Regions from separate parts of the Homo sapiens genome. Here region 1 is linked to region 2. A link is a contact called in ENCODE Hi-C or POLR2A ChIA-PET data. All regions are on one chromosome and are shown on one strand. The core of a region is the stretch at or near the end of the contact, and the rest is flanking DNA. Distances in the headings are between cores, read along the strand shown.

Region 1 (5,653 bases), core at 96-2,595, 410 kb before region 2:
ATTCTAGTCTTGTAATTTTTCTGATGCCTGAGATTTTCTTCAGGGTAAAAATTTTGAATGAAAAATGAAAACGTCATCGTAAATTGTTAAATCAAATATTAACAGCATGCTTTGGAAAGACAGACGTAAAAGGATTTCCAATTCATTTAATTCTATGGCAAATATTTCTGAGCATCTCTTCCAGGCATATAATCAAGATGAAGTAAGATATTGTAGCAGTGAGCTTGCCCCCTCCCCATTACCTGCTCTGGCATCTCATGGGGTCCTCAGTCCCATTAACTGATGTCATCAGTGTCAGTTCCAAACCAGGTGTTATCTGGCTTGCTACAAGAGCTATTTTTTAAAATGCCTGTACCTATGATGTATGTTTCTTCCTTTATCTGTTTATTCCAAAGATTTCTTGAATTCCAGTGTATTTTGCGTTAACAGTCTGACCAAGCCTGCTTCTACACTTAATCAATATGGCAGCTGTGCCCTTGCCACAGGGTTTTCAGAGAAAGCCAATACAGGAGCAGAACCTTCTCAATCTAGAGAGTGGGGCTCAGCCAGCCAACAGCCACAGGAAGGGGCCATGCAGTGAGACCAAGGCTTAGACTCTGAGAGATGGAAAGTTCTTTCAGAGAACCTGACAATGGACAGTAGGGGCAGAGCCATGAGCGCAAAGCTTCAAAGGTAGACTTAGGGCATGAGACGAGATCCCAGTGCTAGAGGGACCAAGGCCTCTGGACCAAAGAACTCAGACCAGGAGCAGGACAAGAGGAGGTCCAGGTGCTAAAATGCTAGTACCAACCAGGGCCCTGGGCTCAAAAGAGAAATGCAGCTGTCCCTACCTTTAGAAGAAAAGGAGATTAGTGGAGGGTAAGCTGTAAGACTAATGTCACAAGCTTTTGAGCTCACAACTTCTCCAGCTATTTTGTTTACCCCTTGACCTTTGCCCTCATTGTTCTTCATTGTCCCCACCCCAACCCCTCCACAGACCAGTCATGGAGAGTGAGGGAGAGTCAGCCTGAAGGTCTTTGTGACCACAGGTGCATCAAATGTTTATTTTGGCCAAATGGGAATGGTTGAGTGTTAAATTCAATATTCAGCTGATGCTGAAGCCAAAAATAATCATCAAAGACTAAACCTCTGGGCTACAAAAATAAACCTGAAATTTCATCAAAAATTATTTATTATTTCAATGTTATCAAGAATTTAAGAAGTCAGTTTTTAAATTTTGACGTTTCAACACAAAAGCAATTTCTTTCGTGGCCACAAAACCACATTTTTGTGAGATTTGTCACTCACTTTCCAATAAAGTCAGTGGGGGAGCAAGATTTCTGGGGGATTACCTTTGCCAGGGCAGGCATTGGGGTTGATCATGTTTACCAAGTTATTAAGCTTCCTTTCTTCTCCAAGTGGCAAGCAACAAAGGCAAAGATGTATTTGTTCTTTAACTCCTGAGCTTACTGATTTGATCAATGGCAAAAATACAAGCTCATCAAAGCAATCCCATAAACTAAGACCTGTGCATTGCTTAAAGAATGTGTTTTCTGGGTGTTTTCATTACACATTAATCTGGAATATTTACTCATATCTGCAAGCAAGTATTCAGGTATAATAATTAACCTGAACAGCATTCATCACTACATTGATTAGACTTAATGGTAACCTAGGTACATGAGGTCAGGATGTCCAAAAAAGCAATGAAGTTTGCTGTCAGACACTCTAAAGGCAATCCTAACCACAAAGCTGAATGACAGACTTTGGCCAAATGCACAGGCTAAATGAAACTTCCTTGCTTCCTTATCTGCTACCAGATGCTTTTCAAGGTTTTCAAAGGTTTCCCGGTCTTTCCACTGAACAGTTTTCAGGAATATGAGAGATACAGAATTCAGACCACATGGCAAATGACTCCCAAGGGTCCCTGGTCACTGCCAGGAACACTTAAGCATCCCTGGGGATGCATGGCTCAAACCCCACAGGTTGCCACATTTGTTCAGTCTGTTGGGGCATACAGAGGCAGAATCTATCCTAAATCCATACCATCTAGAGTAGTGTCCAATGCAGAGTTGGCCATCAATACATTTTTGTTAAAAGGAATCAACAAGTGAATGAATGTATGGTCGGTAGAATGTGGCAATGTTGATATTTCATTTAAGAGAAGACCAGCAGTTATCCACCTTGAAAACATCAGGCAATGACCTGTCTGGAGGCAGAGGATTTGAATTTGTGATTTATTTGCCTTTTTTTTTTGACATTTGATTGTTTTGTTAGAAACCCACCAAATAGATGCCTGAGGCTTTGAGGGAATGTTTTAGAAACAGTAGAACACCCACTCCACTCAGAGCTCCAGAAGCCATAGGGAGGACAGGGGCTGCAGTTCCAGAAAGGACTAGATTGGGAAAAGATGACTTGGAAGGGAAACAAAAGAACATCAACGTGTAGCAGCCGCGACTCCCTGGCAGGTTCCTCCTCTGCGTAGGTGTCAGTGCCCGAGCCACCCGTGGAGCAGGCTTCTTTAGTCACAGTTGAACATCTCTGACTCACCACCTGACATGGGTTGTGCTCGTATTTTCCATTATAGAAACTGTATCTGGTGAGTCAGGACCAGAGAGAAACGTGAGACTTGTGGAGGTGTCAGAGGCATTCGAACCACAGCGACTCCATCTTGAGTGAGGGCTGGAAAATGAGGCTGGGGCTTGCTGGGCTGTTTTCCCAGAGAGTCAGGCATTCTGAGCCTCTAGAGTTTACGGTTAAGGGAACAGATTGATAATACTTACTAGACAGACCCAGACTTGGGAATGTCCAGATATCCAATATCTGGAAAACAAAGGCATTCCTAATTTTGTTTTAAAGTTAATAATATTGATTCTTACAAAATATAGTAATTAAATGAAATTAATCCTTTATCACAAACCCTTGTAGAAGAGCACATCTTCCCATCATCTTTTTTTAGTCATATATATACACACACACGTATACATATATACACACACATATACATATGTGTGTGTATATATATACATACAATGTGTGTATATATATATACATACAATGTGTATATGTATACACATACAATGTGTGTATATATACATTGTATATATATGCATATATAATGTATATATACATAGTATATATATGCATATATATACAATGTATATATACGCATATATATACAATGTATATATATACGTATATATAAACAACGTATATATACATGCTTGTACCTAGGGCAGACGCGCTCTTCCTCTTACTTTCCGGAATGCCCTACTCTGTCTATGGAGTAGCCTGTTCTTTCACCACTTTACTTTCTTATTTATTTAATTATTTATTTATTTTGAGATGGAGTCTCACTCTGTCACCAGGCTGGAGTGCAGTGGCACGATTTTTGCTGTGCACTGCAGACTCACCCATCATTCTTTCTTTCGAGAGATAAAAGAACCCTCTCTTGGGATCTGGATCAGGACCCCTTTTCTGTAACAGAGGGTAGGCGTTTAGGCTCTGTGGGGAGAAGGAAAGGTGATGTAAGCCCTCACAGGTCCCCACCTTGGCCAGAGAAGTGTTCCCTAGCATGAATGAGGACCCCCAGCCCAGGTCTCGCGCTGGGCTGCAGGGAGCATTTGAAGGGGGAAACTGCGCCACTCCTGCTAGTTTTCGTGGGTGATGTCAGTGCCAGGCTTGATCACTGGCAGGTTCCGGGGTCAGCCCTCTGAACCAGTCCCTGATTCCTGAAATCTGGCAAATACAAATTAAAAACAAAGGTGTAATTCTCCCAGCTGAAAAGAAAGGGATGCCCCACCTTTCCCTTTTCTTCCAGAAGTTATTTCTCCATCCTTTTCAAATGTATGTGAATCTTTTTTTTTTCTTTTTTTTTTTTGAAATGGGATCTTGCTCTGTCACCCAAGCTGGAGTGCAGTGGCATGATCTTGGCTCACTGCAACCTCTGCCTCCTGGGTTCAAGCGATTCTTCTGCCTCAGCCTCCCGAGTAGCTGGGATTACAGGCACGCACCACCATACCCGGCTAATTTTTGTATTTTTAGTAGAGACAGGGTTTCACCATGTTAGCCAGGCTGGTCTTGAACTTCTAACCTCAAGTGATCCGCCTGCCCCTCGGCCTCCCAAAGTGCTAGGAGTACAGGCGTGAGCCACCGTGCCTGGCCTATGTGAGTCTTTTTAATGGTTAAATAAGCCAGTCTTACAACTCAGAAATGTTTCCTCGGGGACCCAGGGGGAGCCCCCTCTTTGCAATGGAATCATCCAGGACAGGAGCGTCCCTCCTGTCTCCCACTTTCCTGGGAGGAGAAGAACCTAGAGCATCACCTGACTCCACATTGTAAAATCTGCCTAATGTCAGAGCCATGACACCTTTAGCTGTCACCTGCAATGCTCATCTTGTTCTGGTTTAGATGCTTATTCAATGATAACAGTATCTTCTTCCTCTCTATCTTTCAGGAGAGGTTTTCTGGGCTGGGAGTGGATTTTTAAAAACTTTAATTCTATTTCGCCAACACTTTGTGCAGCACCAGGCATGCAGACTTCATGTCAGGGCCGAGGCCAGAGATGCAAATCTTCTCTGTTAATCAGACAAAGGGGGGCCAGACCCCACGCTCTGGCTTCTTCTCCAGATTCCAAGCCACCGATTTTTCACTCACAGACTTTGTGTTGTGGGCAGAACATGCTCTATCGGCATCAAAATATTGAGCCCAAATCTACAGGAACAGAGTTCCGTAAGTTACCCACGAAGGGCTGTTGCCAGCCCACGTGCTTTGATTGGGTCTCCAGGCTGAGAGGCCAGGTGGGTGGCGAGGTTCCTATGAATTGCACCACTCTGGGTGGCTTCAGATCTCCTGGCTCACTGTCCTCTCACTCCAGCAAGCCAGCTAAATTAAAGCGTCCCTCCCATTGCACAGGACACCAATCACCTGGGCATCTTTCCCTGAGACACACAGCCCGGAGCTATCATGAGCGAGCTGTGTTAGCTTCAACCAGCATCTTCTTCAGAGAGGCCGATCACCTGGGCACATTCACATGCCTGCTTGTTTGCAATGCCCACCAAGACCTCACACTCTGAGAACAGAGCGTTGGAGGCAGAAGAGGAGGACGGAGGAGAGGTGGAGAAGGAAAAAGTGTGCTGGAGCTGGGCACGTAGGTGAGGGCAGCCTGGGGAGAGGCCCTCTCCGGCCTTTATGGGCCAAGCATTGTGAGAGGGCTGGGTAGGGCAGCAAGGATACCAGCATGCAGGGCCAGCGCCCGCCAAGGAAAGTGAGAGAGGGCCGTGCTCTGTCTACACCCACCTGGCGTTCCTTCCCTTTCCAGAGGTGAGACCATTAGATGGGCGTGCCAGCTGCCTTCAGCAGGGCCTTTGGGATTGGGGAATAAGAAGCCCTTCTCCCTGGCCCACTCCCCATTCATGGTCCACAGTCTCTGTTATCGTTCTTCCTTTTTTTTTTTTTTTGATGGAGTTTTGCTCTCGTCACCCAGGCTGGAGTGCAGTGGCACAATCTCTGCTCATTGCAACCTCCGCCTCCCAGGTTCAAGCAATTCTCCTACCCCAGCCTCCTGAGTAGCTGGGACTACAGGCGCCTGCCACCATGCCCGGCTAATTTTTTGTAATTTTTAGTAGAGACGGGGTTTCACCGTATTAGCCAAGATGATCACGATCTCATGACC
Region 2 (5,800 bases), core at 1,783-4,282:
CGACTCCCATTTTCCCCTCTCCCCTGCCTCTGATAACCACCATTCTTCTCCCCATCGCACATATATTTCACAGATCTCACTTAATTTCATGAATTCAGAATTGATAACTTTTTTAAAAACCTCGAATTTTAAATACTGATTCATTACCTAAAATACAGCACAACGTCCCTATTCACTTTCATTCCTAACAAATGTTTATCAACATTTTAATACCTGTATAGAATGATGAACCGTAACTTAGGTGGACCTATGATTTTCTTTGATCATTAACCACACTTTCACGAACATCTTTGGATGGGCATTTCATTTCTACCGGCTCTGTAAGAGCACCTCCTAGAAGCGAACCTGCTGGAACAAAGCTGTGCACATTCTTAAGATTTTTGACCAGTTGCCAAATGGCCCACCAGAAGGGTTGTTGCTTTAACGTTTACTGGTGTTTCTAATGTTCAGACAGATTGTTCTGGATTTGGGGGCTGGGAAGGGAGGCTGACTGCGCACACAATGGCCTACAGTTCCAGCTACATGTTTCTACTACGCTTCCTTTTCTTGCAGTCATAAGAGAACTTCCCACATGAGCTCTGCCTGACATACAGTACAAGAAATCCACAAAGGTCAAGCACAGTCATGAGCTAGGAATCAGATTTCCAAAAGGGTCTCTGTTTTATTAAGAAAGTTGAAGGTATGATCTTAGCCTTTGCTAACTTTTAAATCTGCTAGGTAGGGGAACTATAAAAAAGACAAACAAAATATATTTTCCATCTTATGCATATTACTAACATCTTTCAAAACCAACCCATGAAGGCAAATACAATTAAAAAGAGCATTGTTTCATAATATTTTAAGGTATCGGCAAAACACTGTATTTCACAACACAGCAACCACTAGTTTTTGTTTTTGTTTTTTTTTTGAGATGAAGTCTCACTCTGTTGCCCGGGCTTGAGTGCAGTGGCGCAATCTCGGCTCACTGCAAGCTTCGCGTCCTGGGTTCACGCCATTCTCCTGCCTCAGCCTCCCGAGTAGCTGGGACTACAGGCGCCTGCCACCATGCCCGGCTATTTTTTTTTCTATTTTTAGTAGAGACGGGGTTTCACCATGTTAGCCAGGATGGTCTCGATCTCCTGACCTTGTGATCCGCCCGCCTCCACCTCCCAAAGTGCTGGGATTACAGGCGTGAGCCACCGTGCCCGGCCACAGCAACCACTTTTACATTTACAAGAAAAATGCCAGTTTAACAACACTGCCTACAATTTTTTTGTCTTGGCTATTCATTGAGCTTATCTGAAGGTGGCCAAAGGGGCCCTAAAAAGAGACCTCCCTCCCTACTGTTGTTTTACCCAAAATCTCATTTCTCAAATGAAGCCACATTCTCAGGTTATGGAAGTTCATTGTTTCACAAATTGCTCCTACAAGTAAAAAATTCTTCCTTTGTTTTTCAATGCAAAATAACCTTTAAAAAAAAAAAGAGGAAGATGCCACAAAAGGATCTTGTAGTAAATATGTCTTTTTCTTTGCCCCAGCTACAGCCAAGCTAGTGGTTCTTCTCCATGAAATGGTTCCTGAATATCCCATCATTGCTTTCCCATTCCCCCACTGCCATTGGTTATACTAACATATGTTTTCATTTATAGCATCATGGACATTCTCTAGACAGTCAGTCTGTTGAAAAGAAATTAATCCCAGCAGTGAGCTCAGATCCTGAATTCTCAGCAGTTTCTTGTGAATTCATGGCTAGGCTATTTCTGCTGAGGCTGAATCTGAATGTGTAAACAGCTGGCCAGGCTACACCGCCATGCATTTGGCTTAAATCACATTCTGCACCTACAGCAACACAGGCAGAAGGATACACTTCTCATCAGTAGACTCTCCACAAATACAACAGACACAATTCTTCGTGCTCATGATCACTGGGATAGAATACCCACTTTTTATTGAGCACCTACTAGATGCCCAAAACTGTCTGATCATTTTACATGTGTTATCTAGTCATTTTGCAGGCACCATTATTAACACACAAGGAGAGAGATACTATTCTCATCCACACTTTACAGATGATATAACTGGCACTCACTAAAGTTAAGAAATTTGTTCAGAATCCCATAGTTTTTAAGAGCGGAGCTAAGAATTAAACTGTCATCTCTCTTCAACTTCAACCTCAAAATCCAAAAATGACACAAACACCAATAATGGCATGTATTAGTGCATCATTATGAGATGAGTATTTGGGAACAAGTGAGGAGAACACTTAGTACTTTTCAGGGACACCCACACACTACCGACTGCCCGCTCAGATTATCACTTTGCCCGGAAACTCAGAGGTCCCATAATGATGGGCAAATGAGTTGGGGTGGTCTCAGAACCCTGAAATGATCACATGCATCAGAAGTACAGAGTGGTATTTTCAAAGCTGTATATAACTATGCGATGAGCCCCACTTTGTGTTATGAAGAGCCAAAACTGCCCATCAGTTTGTTCCAAACCCCACATGGAAAGCATGCATGAAAACTGTCATACACACACAAACAAGACAGTGGATTCTGACCTCAAACCCAGAAATTCTGCCTCCACCCAGGGCGCTCTTCATTACAGCAAACCTAAAACTAACCACATGGCCCAGTTTCCATGAAATGTTTGCTATGAACTGATGCAGCAACTATAAAATAAAAGGCCAAGAGCAGAGCACATCTGGCTGGAAACATCTGGGCTGGAAACCGAGCTCAACGATGACTTAGCGGTGCGACCTTGGATGAACGCAGCAAAGCCCACAGCAGTCTACACTTCCTACTTTGTAAGTGATGTGTTGTTATAAATACATCATCTCGCTTAATCCTCACAACCACCTTTTGAGGTGGAGACCATCATCCTCATTTCACAAATGGTGAAACCCAGGCCATAGTTTAAAAGTGGCAGAGGCAGGCAGGGTCCAAATCCAGTTTTTGTCTCACATCAAAGTCTTTGATCTGAGTCTCAGTTTCTTCACTGATAAGCCAGATTGGGATATCTGACTCATGCGGTTGCTATGGGCATTTCCTGCGAGAGCATCAGGAAAATCCTCTGCAACAGCACTCAGTCAACGGCAGCTACTGAGACTTTTATTACCAATCACTGGCGTCATCTTCTGCAGCCCCAGCAGTGGGTTAAGAGAAATAAAAGGCTAAACTCAGGACTACTTGCCAACAAGCATTTAACAGCATTCCTTAATGCTTCAGATTAATTTTCATCTCCCTCAACACCCTTTTTAAAGATCAGAAACTTAACATTTTTCCTTGCTGGACAAACTTGGCTTGAACATTGCTTTCGTCGCAGACTAAATCAACATACAGCTATTAATGCACCACACTCCCTACTTTGAGTATGGGTGCCACCAAGGTTCTCTCCAACCTTTGGAATTCTACGCAGTCATAGCTAAGTAGCTAGTTTTGTTTTGATAAAAGCTACTTTAAAATCTCAGGGGCCTATGCTTGCCAAAATCAAGTTGAAAAATGTTGGTGTCAAACAATTTGGAAGTATTTTTCTAAAAATAACACCCTGAGAATCTGAGGCAGATATATTTTCCTCTGAAGTATACATGATCACCGGGGCTCACTGGGTCGCTGACTTGAATGTTAGAGCAGGATAATAGATAATCTTCCTTAAAGAACAACACTGGACACTTTCTTTGACATTGACTTACATCCAATTTCAGGTCCTGGGAAGGCACAGGCAACTAAGTGGGTGGGTATTAAAGACAAAGGTCTTCAATAAATGTTTAAAGAACACAGTACAGAGATACCTGGCATTTTGGAGGGCACATTCTACAGCAGCCTGTGAGAGGAAATCTCAGCATTTGGTAGCATCCATGAGGGTCAAGCCAGACCATCTGCCACCAGGGCACTCCTGTCCATTAGCTGGGCCATTGTTGGCTTGTCTTTGAGGTACAAGTCAAAGTAATGTGAAAAAGTCATCTTCACTCTGTGTTGGGGTCGGTTTTAATTTTAATAAATGAAAATATGCAGGTAATGAACGTTCTATTGAACCTACCCAAGAACATGAATGTGAACCTGACAAGAGCCACGCTGAAGTCTTAAAGTTATTGAGTCACATCACATGCACTGATATTCTTTTAGTCTTATGAGTCTCACATTGAATAGTCAGGAAGTCTGAACAGTCAAAATGCAAATGGGCATTTTGAAAAATTCATCTGATAATAAAGTCATTATAACTCTAATCTCCTAATATGCTAATATAATACATATTATTAACATTGTTGTTAAATACATATATAGGTGGGCACGGTGGCTCACGCCTGTAATCCCAGCACTTTGGGAGGCCGAAGAGGGCAGATCACTTGAAGTCAGGAGTTTGAGACCAGGTTGGCCAACATAGTGAAACCCTGTCTCTACTAAAAATACAAAAAATAACCGGGCATGGTGGCAGGATCCTGCAATCCCAGCTCTTCAGGAGGCTGACGCAGGAGAATCGCTTGGACCCAGGAGGCGGAGACTGCATTGAGCCAAGATTGCGTCACTGCACACCCTGGGCAACAGAGTGAATGAGACACCATCTCAAAATACACACATACATACATACATACAATTAGCTATATTACTATCCAATCTGCTATCTTTTTATGGTTTATCATGGACTTTATCAAATTGCGTGATGCCAACAGGTGATGCTGGAGGGCTTTGGTAGTTGTTTGTCCTCCCTCTTCCCTAATGGGGACTTTTTTTTCTTTTTTTTTTTTTTGAGATGGAGTCTCACTCTGTCACTCAGGCTGGAGTGCAATGGCGTGATCTCAGCTTACTGCAACCTCCACCTCCCGGGTTCAAGCCATTCTCCTGCCTCAGCCTCCCAAGTAGCTGGGATTACAGGTGTGCGCCACCATGCCCAGCTAATTTTTGTATTTTTAGTAGAGGTGGGGTTTCACCATGTTGGCCAGGCTGGCCTCAAATTCCTGACCTCAAGTGATCCACCCGCCTCAGCCTCCCAAAGTGCTGGGATTACAGGCGTAAGAATACCATGCCCGGCCCCCAGTGGGGACTTTCTATTAAGCAAATAAAGTCGTCTATATCTCTTGCATAAAACCATCCTGAGAGTGCACAGGGCCTAGAATCCTAGACAAGGAGGCAGAAGATATGAACTGTGGCCCCGCCTTAGCCACCGTCTAACTGAATGAACTTGGACAAAGCACCTGTTTGAGCCTCACTTCTTTCTTTGAGAAATGGGCATCCAGGTCTTCCAGTTCTAACAGCTGTCCACTTAACTTCATGGTTCAACAATAAGATTTAATATTCTTTATGATTCAAATGTACACACATGTATGTGCCTTATTCATATATTAGAAATCGTCATTTTTCTAAGAATAAACATATTTATGTATTCACAAGTTCATAAACATCTATGAAGTCCCTGCTATGTGCCAAGCACTGTGCTCGAGCCTAGGACAGATCAAAGACCAGGGGCCACACAATCCCTCTCCTTACAGCTAAGTGGGGAAGACAGGCACTGAACCAGTAATTTACAAACCAAATCATGCAGTGGTTTAGAATTACACACATGTGTTAAACTATAAAAAGAGGCAGATGAGTGACCAACACAGAATTTAGGCTGGGATTACTTCTTAAGGGATGGGGGTTAAAAGTCTTCAGAGAGTGGCCCATACTGGTAGTGTTATATATTTTTTTCTTTTTCCTTTTCTTTTTTTTTTTGAGACAGAGTCTTGCTCTGTCGCCCAGGCTAGAGTGCAGTGGTGTGATCTCGGCTCACTGCAACCTCTGCCTCTCGGGTTCAAGCGATTCTCCTGCCTCAGCCTCCCAAGTAG

Evidence for each region. Hi-C counts contacts between places; a loop is a spot of excess contacts on that map. ChIA-PET counts read pairs that join two places held with the same protein, here RNA polymerase II (POLR2A). Pooled maps may share reads with other maps.
Region 1: a loop to region 2 is called in a map of posterior vena cava, with 28 times the contacts of the local background. The contact joins two enhancer-like sites. A Hi-C loop is called at or near these places in 1 of 168 maps with a recorded cell type or tissue (posterior vena cava) and 5 of 50 pooled maps. POLR2A ChIA-PET finds 5 or more read pairs at or near these places in 1 of 52 experiments (activated CD8-positive, alpha-beta memory T cell).

The regions. Positions count from the first base shown.
Region 1 is chr13:98,661,128-98,666,780 of GRCh38, reverse strand. No RefSeq gene overlaps it. Among named protein-coding and RNA genes, the nearest start is that of STK24-AS1, 87 kb to the right of the region's middle. Within about 2 kb of position 1,345, at least 2 of the 41 ENCODE cell types and tissues checked have a DNase peak (open chromatin) inside an H3K27ac peak, as active enhancers do.
Region 2 is chr13:98,250,608-98,256,407 of GRCh38, reverse strand. All of the region lies in intron 2 of FARP1 (FERM, ARH/RhoGEF and pleckstrin domain protein 1), which reads right to left. Among named protein-coding and RNA genes, the nearest start is that of MIR3170, 45 kb to the right of the region's middle. Within about 2 kb of position 3,032, at least 6 of the 41 ENCODE cell types and tissues checked have a DNase peak (open chromatin) inside an H3K27ac peak, as active enhancers do.